Linked DNA regions of Homo sapiens: region 1 is linked to region 2. Evidence: read pairs that join two places in POLR2A ChIA-PET (ENCODE). Cell type or tissue: A673. All regions are shown on one strand. Each heading gives the region's core, and the rest is flanking DNA. Links, peaks and the distances in the headings are about the cores only.

Region 1 (2,921 bases), core at 176-2,675, 1.2 Mb before region 2:
GGTGGCTCACACCTGTAATCTTGGCACTGTAGGAAGCCAAAGTGGGTGGATTGCTTGGGCCCAGGAGTTCGAGACCAGCCTGAAGCTACAGAGCAAAACCCCATTTCTACAAAAAATACAAAAATTAGCCAGGCGTGGTGACACACACCTGTAGCCCCAGAAACTCGGGAGGCTGAGGTGGGAGGATCACCTGAGCCCAGGGAGGTTGAGGCTACGTTGAGCCTTGAGCCATGATTGTACCACTGCACTCCCACCTAGGCAACAGAGTGAGACCCTGTCAGGAAAAAAAAAGGCTGAGTGTGGGGGCTCACACCTGTAATCCCAGCACTTTAGGAGGCCAAGGCAGGAGGATCATTTGAGGTCAGGAGTTCGAAACCAGCCTGGCCAATATGGTGAAACCCCATCTCTACTAAAAGTACAAAATTGGCTGGGCGTGGTGGTGCATGCCTGTAATCCCAGCTACTTGAGAGGCTGGGGCAGAAGAATCACTTGAACCTGGGAGGCGGAGGTTGCAGTGAGCCGAGATAACATGAATACACTCCAGCCTGGGAGACAGAGTGAGACTCTGTCTCAAAAACAATAATAAAATAAAATAATTAAAAAAAAAATTATACTGGCTACTCTGGGCACACTGCCTATGGGGTAGTCCTGCTCTGCAAGAAGCAGTAAAGAAAAAATAAAAATTATAATTTTTAAATTATATTATTTTTTGTGGAGACAGGGGTCTCGCTGTTGCTCAGGATGGTCTTGAACTCCCAGCCTCAAGCAATCCTCCCACCTTTACCTCCCAAAGTGCTGGGATTATAGGCATCAACCACTGTGCCTGGCCCCAATTTTTCAATAATATAAAACTGACAATCTGATTACTTCTGCAAATAATAATAATAATCAGTATTAAAAAAAATCTAGACTGGGCGCAGTGCTCACGCCTATAATCCCAGCACTTTGGGAGGCTGAGGCAGGCAGATCACCTGACGTCAGGAGTTGGAGACCAGCCTGACGAACATGGAGAAACCACATCTCTACTAAAAATACAAAAATTAGCCTGGCGTGGTGGTGCACACCTGTGATCCCAGCTACTGGGGAGGCTGAGGCAGGAGAATTGCTTGAACCCGGGAGATGGAGGCTGCAGTAAGCCAAAATCATGCCACTGCACTCTGGCCTGGGCAACGGAGCAAGACTCTGTCTAAAAAAAAAAAAAAAACTAAACCATGATGTGATAAAATACAAAGAAAACATTCCTTTCTAAACTATCATTTGGTATCATTGGTATCATCTTAATCCTTGAAATTCCTCCCCCATGTCAATCATTTTAAGACTTGGTGACTTCGTTCTTTCATTGTGTGCAGTAAGGCTGTGTTTAAGAAATAGATTTTACCATATATAGTTTCCTCTTCACAGCAGTGTGGTTTAAACTAGTTCCCTTACTTCCCACTGAGTCATCAAATGGTAAGAATATGAACAGTATAATGTTCTTTCAAGCAAAAATGAAAAATTCTATCTACATCTGCTCTAAAAGTACATTTTTTTTTTCTCTTCAAAAAAATAATAACCTGGGATTTATAAAGCCCCATTTGGGCTTATTTAATATTTATTTTCCCCTTACTAATTTTATCTCATGGTACTGATGTTCTTTAGTAAGTTAACTGCACAGTGACTGTTCTGATCTTAGGCCACCAAAATATTTATTCTACTTATACCAAAGCATTTTGCAAGATGAAACCAAATTTGGTTTTGGTTTGTTTCTGTTTCAAACACTCCTAAATTCAACATATAAAGTAGCATAAGCCCGATAAAGCAGGCCACAATCAACTACAAATGTCAATTACATAAATGCAAATGCAATTATTCTAGCACTATAAGCTTCTCTGTACGACTGGACCTTATTAAGCACTGTGCCAGCAACATAGCACGCACTGGAGAAACCTTCATTTTGTTGGTGATCTAACTCAATGCTGATGAAATCACCCTAGTCTGGTAACAAGACACGTAACACCAGGGGCCTGGGCCTAGCTCGTGAAGAGGACCTAAACCTAGAGTTTCACAGACCTCCAGATTTTCACCTATCTGGGCCACTTTAAGTGGCTTGATTTCAGAAGGAGGTTTGAATGGTTAAAATCCACATAAATTATTGGATCAAATGAGTTTTCCTCCTCTGGGCAACCCTACTGAGACACTGGTCAAGCTGGGAGATAGAAAATCAAGCGGGACCAACATTGGTCATGTGATCGTAAGTACAAACTTGTTTCCAGGCAAACTTGTCCAACCCATGGCCCACGGGCTGCATGAGGCCCAACACAAATTCACAAACTTTCTTAAAACATTATGAAATTTTTTTGGTGATTTTTTTAGTTCATCAGCTATTGTTAGTGTATTTCATGTGTGGCCCAAGACAATTCCTCTTCCAATGTGGCCCAGGGAAGCCAAAAGACTGGACACTCCTGTCCTAGAATATTTAATTTGGGTCTGCCAGAGAGGTTAAAAGAATCGTAACTTTTTAAAAAGCCTGTAATTTTATTTTTATTTTTACTAGATATGGGGTCTTGTTATACTAACCCAGGCTAGTCTCAAACTCTTGGCCTCAAGAAATCCTCTCACCTCGGCCTCCCAAAATGCTGGAAATACAGGCATGAGGAACCACACCCAGCCAGCCTACAATTTTAAAACCTAAGGCATGTAAGGAGCAAATGAAAACACCTTAGGATAACAACTATTTCCATAAATTTGCAAAATTACATCTGAATATCTTCTTTAATATTTAATTATAAAGGAATCATTATAACTTCAGGTATCTAAATAAAATCAAGATGATTATTCATGTCTACAAATGGTAAGAAACAGAATACACAATCTAAGCGGTTCCTAGTCCTCTACATACTCAGAACTATTACAGCATTCCTGTTATATGATTCATGTATTTT
Region 2 (2,921 bases), core at 261-2,760:
CAGTTGGTCCAGATAAACAGACAAAGTTTTTGACACAGAATGAGGAAGAAAACACCACTCCGCTAAATCATTATGTTGAACTATTAGCCCAGTAGGGGAGTGCAATGAGGCGAAAACCAGAAGCTGAAAAGGCTGAAACGGCTGTACTCTAGATAACTGGATGGTCTGAATTCTTTACGAATTCCAGTTCTAGTGAAGCCTCAGGGGTCAAAGTCCTGGGACTGCGGAGATTGGAATCTCCCCGCAGCATAGAAAACAAGTTAGTGCATAGGTCGGAATGCCTAAAGTAGGTGTTAAATAATTAATGTTACCCAAAAGTTTTTGGAAGTCATTTAAAGTTTTCAAATAATCTCTCCTAATTTGAACTTTTTGAGGTTGAATATGTTTATCGACCATGATTCCTAAATATTGAACAGGAGTGGTCTGTTGAATTTTGTCCTGAGCGATGTGTAATCCAGCCTCTAACACAGCAGCTCAAAATTTGATAACAGTCAATTCTTTATCAGTGGGGGCAGCAATTAAAATATCAATATAATGAAGAATATAGGCCTGGGGAAACTGGGCTCGAACTGGTGAAAGCACTTGCCCAACATAAAGCTGGCAGATTGTAGGGCTATTTAGCATTCCCTGAGGAAGTACTTTCCATTGATAATGAGCTGCAGGCTCTTGATTATTGATAGATGGTACAATAAAAGCAAATTTTTCACAATCTGATTTATGTAAAGCAATATAAAAAAATCAATAACTATGAGAGGCCAATTTTTAGGTATTAAAGCAGGGGCAGGCATGCCGAGTTGGAAGGCTCCTATAGGTTTAATTACAGCATTAATGGCCCTTAAATTGGTTACCATCCACCACTTGCCTGATTTCTTTTTTACTAGAAACACAGGAGAATTCCAGCGGGAAAGAAGGTTCCAAATTTCTAAGTTGTAACTGTTCAGAAACTAATTGAGTTAAAGCCTCCAGTTTTTCTTTAGAGAGCAGCCACTGCTGAATCCAAATGGGTGTGTCAGATTTCCATTGTAAAGGAATAGGATCAGGAGGCGTGGCAGTGGCCGCCATTAAAAAGGATAACCTAAACCAGCCCTGTCTTCTTTTATAGTAATTGGGAGGGGTTTAGTAATCCCTTCATGTTTTGGACGGAGACGGAGTCCAGGAACATACCGCATGTTTTCCATCATATGCTGACTGGGAGTACTATAAGAGTTAGGTGGAATGTTAATTTAAGCCCCAGTATCTACTAAACCCTCAAACTTTTTTCCTTGAATGTGTATGGAGGTAGGCTGTTGTTCAGAAATTACATTAATCCAATAAGCGGCCTTTTCGCTGCTGGAGCCCCTTCCAGGGCCACGTGTCTTATCTCCTTTGTTTAAAACAATATTAAGTAGTAAAAGCAATTGAGCAATTGAGTCACCGGCCGGAATGGAAACAGGAAGCTTGGCAGACACGATTAGTTTAATCTCGTCAACTGAATCAGAATTAATGAGACCAGTATGAATGGTGATTCCTTTAGCAGAGGTGGATGCCCTACCTAACACCAGGCTCACCAAACCTTGAGGTAAAGGGCCAGTGACCCCTGTGGGGACAATTAAAGGCAAAGAGTTAGGTAGTAAATTTAGAGGAATAGTGCTACAGAGATCGACCGCCCCAACCCCTAACGTGGAGGTGGACAAGCATTGTACTGAGAAGAAGAGGCTGGGACCCATCTGGGTTGACTGTAGGTAAATTTGTTTGTGGTGGGGGCTGCGTTGGGACTGCCTGAAGTGGAAATGCAATGTTGGTCTGAGTCTGAAGCATCCCATTTGATATTGGGGCCTGGGACTGGTCCCACTTCCCATTTCCCTGGTTCTGTGGTAGGGGGTTTCCATCTGTATCATACTTAGAGTGGCAAGTACTTGCCCAATGTTTACCTTGCGACGACGTGAGCAAACAGTAGCAGCAGCATTTGGCCATGTTTGTTGAGCCGGCTTGGCCGCTTTTAAGTTTTTAACAGTGCAATTTTTCTGAGTATGACCAAGTTGACTGCAATTATAGCAGGCTCCAAGAAAAGAATTAGTGGGGCCAGTTTGATTGGTCCTTCATGGCCCGTGCCCACAGAATAGCTTTGTGGGTGTCTGATCCAATGCCTTCACAAGCTTTAATATATGCAGGGAACACCTCGTGATCAGGTAAATTTTGTCATTGGATGGAATGCATGGCCATTTTACACTCATGGTTCACATTTTCAAAAGCTAACATATGAAAAAGAATACCTTGAGCATGCTCATCAGACAGATTTTTCAATGGCATCTTGTAATTTAGCTAAAAAATCAGGGTATAATTCATCATGACCTTGTTTAACCATAGTAAAAGAAACAGGAGCTTGGCCTGGGGCGCATAATTTATCCCAAGCTCTCATACACACCTTTGTTACTTGTTCTGTGGTAAGAGCATCAAAGTTTAATTGGGCATAAGTATCAGAGAAACTATCGGAGCCTGTGAGCTGAGCCTGAGTAATTAGAATACTATTAGTCCGATTTAGCTGAGCCTGCAGATGGGCCTCTTGTGACCACCAGATACGAAATTGTAAATGCTTTAATGGGGTTAGAAAAGCTTTTGCCAAAAGGTCCCAGTCTAAAGGAAGCAAAATGACCTCAGTACAAAAAGTTTGTAATACCATTTAACATAAGGAGAAGTAGGACCATACTGAGTACAAGCATCCTTAAATTCTTTTAAAAAGCTAAGATTAAGAGGTACATAACGACACATTTGTACCCTTTGGAAGATAGGAGGTTCTAGTGTGACTGGGTAAGCCCACGTGTCTAATCCACTTGTTTCTTTGTTTTGGCATAATAAGTGTTGCATTGAAGTTTCAAGAGTAGGTATCTGAGACAGAGTTGGCATAGAAGTGATAGGAAAAGCATGTGTAGATAAGGGAAACT

The links. Peaks named below come from ENCODE experiments on the same cell type or tissue, not always from the same donor. Only the 100,000 strongest peaks of a DNase experiment are listed, where the experiment ranks them.
Region 1: POLR2A ChIA-PET joins it to region 2 with 13 read pairs; 3 of 35 experiments call an interaction of 5 or more read pairs at or near these places.

What each region holds. Positions count from the first base shown.
Region 1 is chr2:65,231,281-65,234,201 of GRCh38, reverse strand. All of the region lies in intron 1 of ACTR2 (actin related protein 2), which reads right to left. Among named protein-coding and RNA genes, the nearest start is that of ACTR2, 4.9 kb to the right of the region's middle. In A673, for the core only: no CTCF peak of the experiment used is centred there; a DNase peak (open chromatin) is centred at 1,341; H3K27ac peaks cover 1,654 bases.
Region 2 is chr2:63,990,633-63,993,553 of GRCh38, reverse strand. The region is part of intron 1 of VPS54 (VPS54 subunit of GARP complex); the gene reads left to right. Among named protein-coding and RNA genes, the nearest start is that of VPS54, 27 kb to the left of the region's middle. In A673, for the core only: no CTCF peak of the experiment used is centred there; DNase peaks (open chromatin) are centred at 1,163 and 1,343; H3K4me3 peaks cover 755 bases; H3K27ac peaks cover 882 bases.